Regions from separate parts of the Homo sapiens genome. Here all the other regions are linked to region 1. Evidence: read pairs that join two places in POLR2A ChIA-PET (ENCODE). Cell type or tissue: GM12878. All regions are shown on one strand.

Region 1 (2,500 bases):
CTTGAACCTTGGAGGTGGAGGCTGCAGTGAGCCGAGATTGTGCCACTGCACTACAGCCTGGGCGACACAGTGAGACTCTCTCAAAAAAAAAAAAAAAGAATGAAGCATGTGGCCAGGCATGGTGGCTCATGCCTGTAATCCCAACACTTTGAGAGTCCAAGGTGGGAGGACAGTTTGAACCCAGGAGTTTGAGACTAGCCTGGGCAAGATGGTGAGACCTTGGTCTCTACAAAAAAAAAAAAATAGCTAGCTGCATCGGTACACGCCTGTAATCCTAGCAACTTGGGAGGCTGTGGTAAGAGGATCCATTGAGCCCAGGAGTTCAAGGCTGCAGTGAGCTTTGATTACATCAAGCCATTGCCCTCTAGCCTGGATGACAGAGCAAGGCCCCATCTCTTAGGGGGGATAAAAAGAATGAATGAATGAAGCATGTTATATCAGCCAGTGGAGCTTAAAATTGCCTTTCCTTCTAAACTCATTGAAAAATCTCACTATATACTTTTTAAGTTCTTAATCTGAGAATCTTGGGATCTCTGTGATTGTGTAAAGCTTCTTTTTTTTTTTTTTGAGACAGAGCCTGGCTCTGTTTCCCAGGCTGGAGTGCAGTGGCACGAGCTCAGCTCACTGCAAGCTCTGCCTCCTGGGTTCACGCCATTCTCCTGCCTCAGCCTCCTGAGTAGCTGGGACTACAGGCGCCCGCCACCACGCCTGGCTAATTTTTTGTATTTTTTAGTAGAGACGGGGTTTCACTGTGTTAGCCAGGATGGTCTTGATCTCCTGACCTCATGATCTGCCCGCCTCAGCCTCCCAAAGTGCTGGGATTACAGGCGTGAGCCACTGCACCTGGCCTGGGTAAAGCTTTTTAAATATTCTAGCTGTACAGGTATTATACCGGTATGCAAATAACTAACACAAGGATAAATAATTAGGTTTGGGAAGGCTAGGTATTTTATCTCAGAACTATAAAATGAAAGGTGAAAGGCATGAGGTTAAATCAGTCTTTTTACTTTCGCTGCCTGAATTAGAACCTTGATGTTCATCTTTTCTTAAAAAAAAAAAAAAAGAAAGAAAGTAGAGATCATTGTTAATCTTGTGATACAGATTGTTTTCACAAATTCTGCTTTTATCCATCCTTGAACACATTTTAACCTGCTTTCTCCAAATACATCTGCTCAGGTTTTGGATCTATGCTCCGAGCACTTGGTGCTCAGATTGAGAAGACAACCAATCGAGAAGCTTGTCGGGATCTCAGTGGAAGGAGACTACGCGATGTCAATCATGAAAAAGCGTAAGATGCCCACCTTTTTTTGTGTTTTTGAGGAGAGACATATACTTTCCTATTAGTAGTGATTATACATATGCCACGCATATTGGAAATGGAAACTTAAAATATTTACATCCAAATTTATTATCAGATTTAACCTTTTCCATAATTTAATAATCATCTTTGGGATTAAGTTCAGTACCATATGCTAGTAGTAAGCATGGCTCACCTTTCTAAGAGAATATCACAGTATGAACAAGTGCATTAATTCGTCAGAGACATTTTATATATAAAAGTGTATATGTAATATATCTATTCAGTTATATCTCTTCCTCCCTCATCCCCAGAATGGCTGAATGGGTAAAACAACAAGCCGAGCGAGAGGCTGAAAAGGAGCAGAAGCGGCTGGAGCGACTGCAGCGGAAGCTTGTAGAACCCAAGCACTGCTTCACCAGCCCCGACTACCAGCAGCAGTGCCATGAGATGGCTGAGCGTCTGGAGGATTCCGTCCTCAAAGGTGAGAATGAGGATTCCTTAGTGTGTTCAGCTGGCACCCCTGAAGCCAGCTGTTCAGACTGCTCTACACTACGCACAAAGAGCAGTTCTTAAGCTTTTTTTAGGTTACAGATGTCTGAGAATCTGATGAAAACCTTGGCACTTTTATCCTCAAAAATGAACACAGTATTTTTTTAAAAAAGAACACATATACAACATTTGGCTTTTTTTTTTCCCCCCAAAACGGAGTCTTGGTCTGTTGCCCAGAGCTGGAGTGCAGTGGTGTGATCTCGGCTCACTGCAACGTCTGCCTCCTGGGTTCGAGCAATTCTCCCGCCTTAGCCTCCAGAGTAGCTGGGATTACAGGCACACGCCACCACGCCTGGCTAATTTTCATATTTTTAGTACAGTCAGGGTTTCACCATGTTGGCCAGGCTGGTCTCAAACTCCTAACCTCGTGCTTGGGATTACAGGCATGAGCCCAGCCAACATTTGGCATATTTAACCCCTGAATTCCATGGGGCCATGGGCCCCAGGTAAGAAAATTTTTTGTTTGTGTTTAGGGATAAGCTAAGTCTTCAGAAGATGTCTAGACCTCAAAGAATTTGCTGCCAGTTTTAAGTCAGTTTTTAATGTGAATGATTCTCATTAACTTTTGTTTTTAGCATCCAAAACATGGCAGGCCTAGTATGGGAACAATCGAATAAGAAACAATCTTTTTGCATCAAAAAGGTTATGACA
Region 2 (2,500 bases), 1.8 Mb after region 1:
ATTTCTGCCTTCATCCTTCCTATGTTTGTGTTGTTACAGTTATTAGTTTTTCTTCATATGTTTTGAAGTAAATTTGTTTGTTAACTTTCCCAATTTGGGGACACAGAGGGAGGAAATGAAACTCAAGTTTAACTAACAGAGACAATGCCCCCTCCGGCTTTTTGTTTTCTTTTTTTTCTTTTTTTTTTTTCCATACAGGGTTTCCCTCTTTCACCCAGGCTGGAGTACAGTGGCATGATCATGGCTCACTGTAGCCTTGACTTCCTGGGCTCAAGCAATCCTCTGACCTCAGCCTCCTGGATAGCTGGGACTACAGGTGCATGCTACCATCCCCAGCTAATTTTTTTAAAAAATTTTTGTAGTTTTAGGGTCTCGCCATATTGCCCAGTCTTGTCATGAACTCCTGAGCTTAAGTAGTCCCTCATGCCTCAGCATCCCAAAGTGCTGGGATTACAGTGAGCCACCACACCCGGCCCTTTTTTTTTCTCTATTATGTCCTTCCAATGTAGCAGTGATTCTCAGTGAAGAGAAACTGATCAGAGTCTCAGGCAGGGGTGGTGAGGGGCAGATGTAAATGCCTCTACCTCCCCTTAAATAGGATGTGCCTCACCCCCTAATTAGGAATCAAATCCATACGAGTCTTTATTTAAATGATGTGGCCAGGCACAGTGGCTCACGCCTGTAATCCCAGCACTTTGGAGGCTGAGGTGGGCAGATCACTTGAGGTCAGAAATTTGAGACCAACCTGGCCAACATGGTGAAACCTTGTCTCTACTAAAACTACAAAAATTAGCCGGGCATGGTAGTGCACACCTGTAATCGCAGCTACTAGGGAGGCTGAGACAGGAAAATTGCTTGAACCCAGCGGGTGGAGGTTGCAGTGAGCTGAGATCGTGTCACTGCACTCCAGGCTGGGCAACAGAGCGACACTCCATCTCAAAAAATAAAAATAAATAAAATTAAAAATAAAGAAATGGCCTTATGCTTAGGAGACTACTACTTGAGTAGTTTACTGCTTTAAGGGTGGGAGCAGTGGCTCACACCTGTAATCCTAGCCCTTTGGGAGGCCAAGGCAGGCAGATTGTTTGAGGCCAGGAGTTCAAGACCAGCTTGGGCAACATAGTAAGACCCCATCTCTACAAAAAAAATAATAATAATACAGCTTTAAGTGCTCAAATCTGAAAAGATTTTCGGTGAGTAACAGGTGATTTTGGTGGCGGAACTTGCCCTGGGCTAAATCTTTTGGATATACCAAGTAGGCTATCAGTCTGTGAAGGGGTTAGGGCTAAAGTTGAATGGTGTACATTTTGGATTTTCATGCCACTATAATTACAGTTTGAGAGACACTACACCACTACAGTCTATAGCTATCTGCTTGTGTTAGTTAATGGTGTTTCCACCAATGTTAGATTTCATAGTATGGGAAGGAATGAATACCCCAGCAGGTATGTGATTATTAAATAATGTTATAACCCTAACATTTAGCCAACAAAACACCAGATTCAGTTAAAAATTTAAGCTCTGTGGGTCTTTACTTTTATATAGTATGTGTCTGAGGCAGGAGAATCACTCATACCCAGGACGCAGAGGTTGCGGTGAGCCAAGATCACACCACTGCACTCCAGCCTCGGTGACAGAGCAAGACTCCATCTCAAAAAAAAAAAAGTTATATAGTATGGGGATTATCAACATTATATAATAAGTTTAATGTCCAGAGATGAGGTTTTTTAAAAAAATTTATTTTTCATTTTCATCTTTTCTTTCCAAGACTTGTGAATCATAGAAGTGATGTTTTTATCCCCAAACTCAAACTCTTTCTCATATAATCTCTAAGAACCCTGTTACAGCTGTAATGTAGTGAAACTCCAGTCAACATGAGTGTCTTTCATTGAACTCAGAACTGTGCTGACTCAGCATATTATTACATGAACTAATTAAATAAGTGAAGGCCTGTTTTGTATTTGTCATATTTTAAGTAACTTATGATGTGTTCATTCAGTTTTAACTTGAATCAGGTGCATTAAAGACTTTCCAGGGTTTGTATTTTTCCCTTCTGAACTTGGAGCCACAAGTGACTTTTTGGGGGGTTTTCTTGAGACAGGGTCTCACTCTGTCACCCAGGCTCACTATAGCCTTTGCCCCCCAGGCTCAAGCAATTCTGCCATCTCAGCCTCCCAAAGTGCTGGAATTACAGGCATGACCCACTGCGCCCAGCCCATAAATGACTTTTTAATAAGCTTACTTTAGACATTATGTAATACATGAATATGCTAGTCAGCACTTTAGCCCTTTATGCATTGTATTGTTTCCTCCATAATTTCCTTTCTTCTTGAGTTTAGTTTTTTTTTGTTTTTGTTTTTTAATTGGGACAGAGTCTCACTCTGTTACCCAGGCTGGAGTGCAGTGGTGCGATCTTGGCTCATTGCAACCGCCACCTCCCGGGCTCAAGTGATCCTCCCACCTAAGCCTCCCCAGTGCCTGGGACTACAGGTGCATGCCA
Region 3 (2,500 bases), 510 kb after region 1:
AGCTGTAAGTGTGGGGAGGATGGAGGGTAATTGGAATTCAGACAGGAGCCAGTTCCAAGTAATTTGTAAATTATGTGAATGAGCTTGAAAAGATTTTACCCAAGATGGTAGATCAGCTTAACGTTCTCTTCCCATAATAAACCCCATCACAAATACACAAGGGCCTCAACACCCAGATACGAATGGAATGACACTTCTTTCCCTAGAATTGTAAGGCAAGGGAGAGGGAGAAGCATTTACTTGCCTCTAAAATAGAGCCCTGGTCCCTAAGTCCATGTGTGTTTAGGGGGAGGCAGACAAGTAGATCAGTGAACAATTTGGCTTAAATTGGTTTACAAAACAAAAATTACAATGTGAGTGTAATAAATTATACAGAATGATATACAAACAGATGGGGAAATAATGTCAGCTGCTTGGTGGTGATGGAGAAGTCAATTCACCTGGAATTAACAGACGAGCTGTTAAGAATGAGCAGGTGTTCTTGGGCATCAGAGGGGCAAAGGTATTTCTGGCAGAGCAACGAGCAGTTTGCAGGTGTGAGAGTGCATGGGCTGTTCTGCAACAGGCCCCGTAAATGGGCAAGGTTGGAAGATGAGCCGTGGGGTGGAGGCAAGACAGGAGGTGAGCTGGAGAGGTTGGGAAAGAATTGGAAACATTTTGCTCTGTCCTCTGAAATCCCGGCACATGCCACATTAGACTGCATGGTTTCTAGGGAGCTTCAGAGGTCCTAATGAACGTTTTAGTCTGATTTTAAAAAGAAAACGATTTTAAGGTTCTGGCACAGAAGACATAAAAATGTGTGACATACTCCCTGTCTGCCAGAAAGCACGTTCTTCTGCACATTTAGAATGTAGAAAATATAACCCTTTAAAAAACCACCAATACAAATTGTTTTTAAGTATTCCAGAGGGAAAATAAAAATAATATATTGGCCCCTTTAGGAAACAGAACGGCCTCTCATTTCCTGGACAGTTGTTGAGAGTAGCCGTGCCAGTGCTACCTGGATTCATGGATGTGCCACACGGTGATCAGGTTCTGTGATCTGTCACGCTATGGGTGCAGGAAATAAACCCACTGGCTTGATGCTTTCCTGAGTCCGTGTCAAGCGAGTACAAGTGGGAGACATTCAGGGTAGGAGTAACTGGTATTACAGGAGCACCTGGGCTTAGATGACACGTTGCGTCCAGCCATAAATAACACCTGACTTAAAGCAGCTTATGTAAATAACAGTTTTAATTTCCTCCTATTCACCTGTTAATGAGAGAAGGATTCCTGCCCTGGGATTGTAGCAATGGCCAAACACACAGCACCTGATACTGGACAGGTGCGATTGACAGCAGGTTATTAGTAACCTGAACTCACAGCTCAGGGGAGGAGGACAGTGCCCCACACAGGGCCCCATGGGAACTGCACTCAGGAACAGAGGGAGCCAGCAGGGGCTGTGGGAGGCAGGCTTGGTGGTAGTAGCAAGAGGGTGTGGTGACCCCTGGTTCCCACCGGAGAATATGATTGACTTGTTTAAGTAATTCCACAGGCTGGTAAGGAAGTGAAACCCACAGCTGGTGGGTGAGCAGGAGCCCTGCCTGGTCCCCTGGGTAAGGAGGGATGTTTGGCTGGGGGGCCTTATCTGAGAGAAAAGAGTGAGGAGGGGAACTTGCAGCTCGGTCACACCTGGCCCTTCCGACTGGAGCAGAGATCAAGGCAGCACATAGTGTTGGGTTTAAATTTTAGGTCTTACCCTACAGGTTTATTAGCACACGTGACTCTCAACCCTGAGGTACGAGGGCCCGGGTTGGTTAATTCCACAGTTTTGGATGCCACCGCTAGGTTCCTGCCTTTCCTCAGGGCCACTGTCACTGCCTCAGCTCCCGGGAGGAGGTTTCCTCCTTGTGCATCCCTTCCGTTCTTCTCAGGCAGGAAACTTTTCTGTGGCCCCTGGTGACTTTCAGATCTCAGGCAGAGCTGGCCCCATCCCACTACTCTTCATCTGCAAAGAGGAGAGATTCCCTTAATCGGTTCAGACGAATTACCACGCGTACCTCAGGACCCAGCCTGCTTGCCTGAGCTCCTTGCTGCCCAGCAAGGAGCAGTGGATGTGGCTATGAGGCAGGCACCCCAGGGCCTCATCTTCACCCCAAAGCAAGGCTAGGGAAAGCGGAGTTCTGGAAAGCCACACTGATGTGCATCAACGCCTCTGTGCTAAACCTTGGATCCATGGTCTGGTAGGCAGTAATAAATATGTTTATACTTCTTTGTTTTTTGAGATGGAGGAGTTTTGCTCTTGTTGCCCAGGCTGGAGTGCAATGGCGCGATCTCGGCTCACCACAACCGCCGCCTCCCGGGTTCAAGTGATTCTCCCACCTCAGCCTCCCGAGTACCTGGGATTACAGGCATACGCCATCACGCCCGGCTAATTTTGTATTTTTAGTAGAGATGGGGATTCTCTATGTTGGCCAGGCTGGTCTTAAACTCCCAACCTCAGGTGATCCGCCTGCTTCAG

The links. ChIA-PET counts read pairs that join two places held together with the same protein. Peaks named below come from ENCODE experiments on the same cell type or tissue, not always from the same donor. Only the 100,000 strongest peaks of a DNase experiment are listed, where the experiment ranks them.
Region 2: POLR2A ChIA-PET joins it to region 1 with 5 read pairs; 1 of 35 experiments calls an interaction of 5 or more read pairs at or near these places.
Region 3: POLR2A ChIA-PET joins it to region 1 with 6 read pairs; 5 of 35 experiments call an interaction of 5 or more read pairs at or near these places.

What each region holds. Positions count from the first base shown.
Region 1 is chr1:225,991,679-225,994,178 of GRCh38, reverse strand. It overlaps SDE2 (spliceosome associated SDE2), which reads left to right. Exons shown (of 7, transcript NM_152608.4): 3 at 1,177-1,288; 4 at 1,612-1,781. Among named protein-coding and RNA genes, the nearest start is that of SDE2, 6.4 kb to the left of the region's middle. In GM12878, no CTCF peak of the experiment used is centred here; no DNase peak of the experiment used is centred here; H3K4me3 peaks cover 420 bases; H3K27ac peaks cover 785 bases.
Region 2 is chr1:224,233,624-224,236,123 of GRCh38, reverse strand. The region is part of intron 20 of NVL (nuclear VCP like); the gene reads left to right. Among named protein-coding and RNA genes, the nearest start is that of MIR320B2, 22 kb to the left of the region's middle. In GM12878, no CTCF peak of the experiment used is centred here; no DNase peak of the experiment used is centred here.
Region 3 is chr1:225,479,985-225,482,484 of GRCh38, reverse strand. All of the region lies in intron 1 of LOC124904526 (a long non-coding RNA gene), which reads right to left. Among named protein-coding and RNA genes, the nearest start is that of LINC02765, 13 kb to the right of the region's middle. In GM12878, a CTCF peak has its summit at 1,392; no DNase peak of the experiment used is centred here.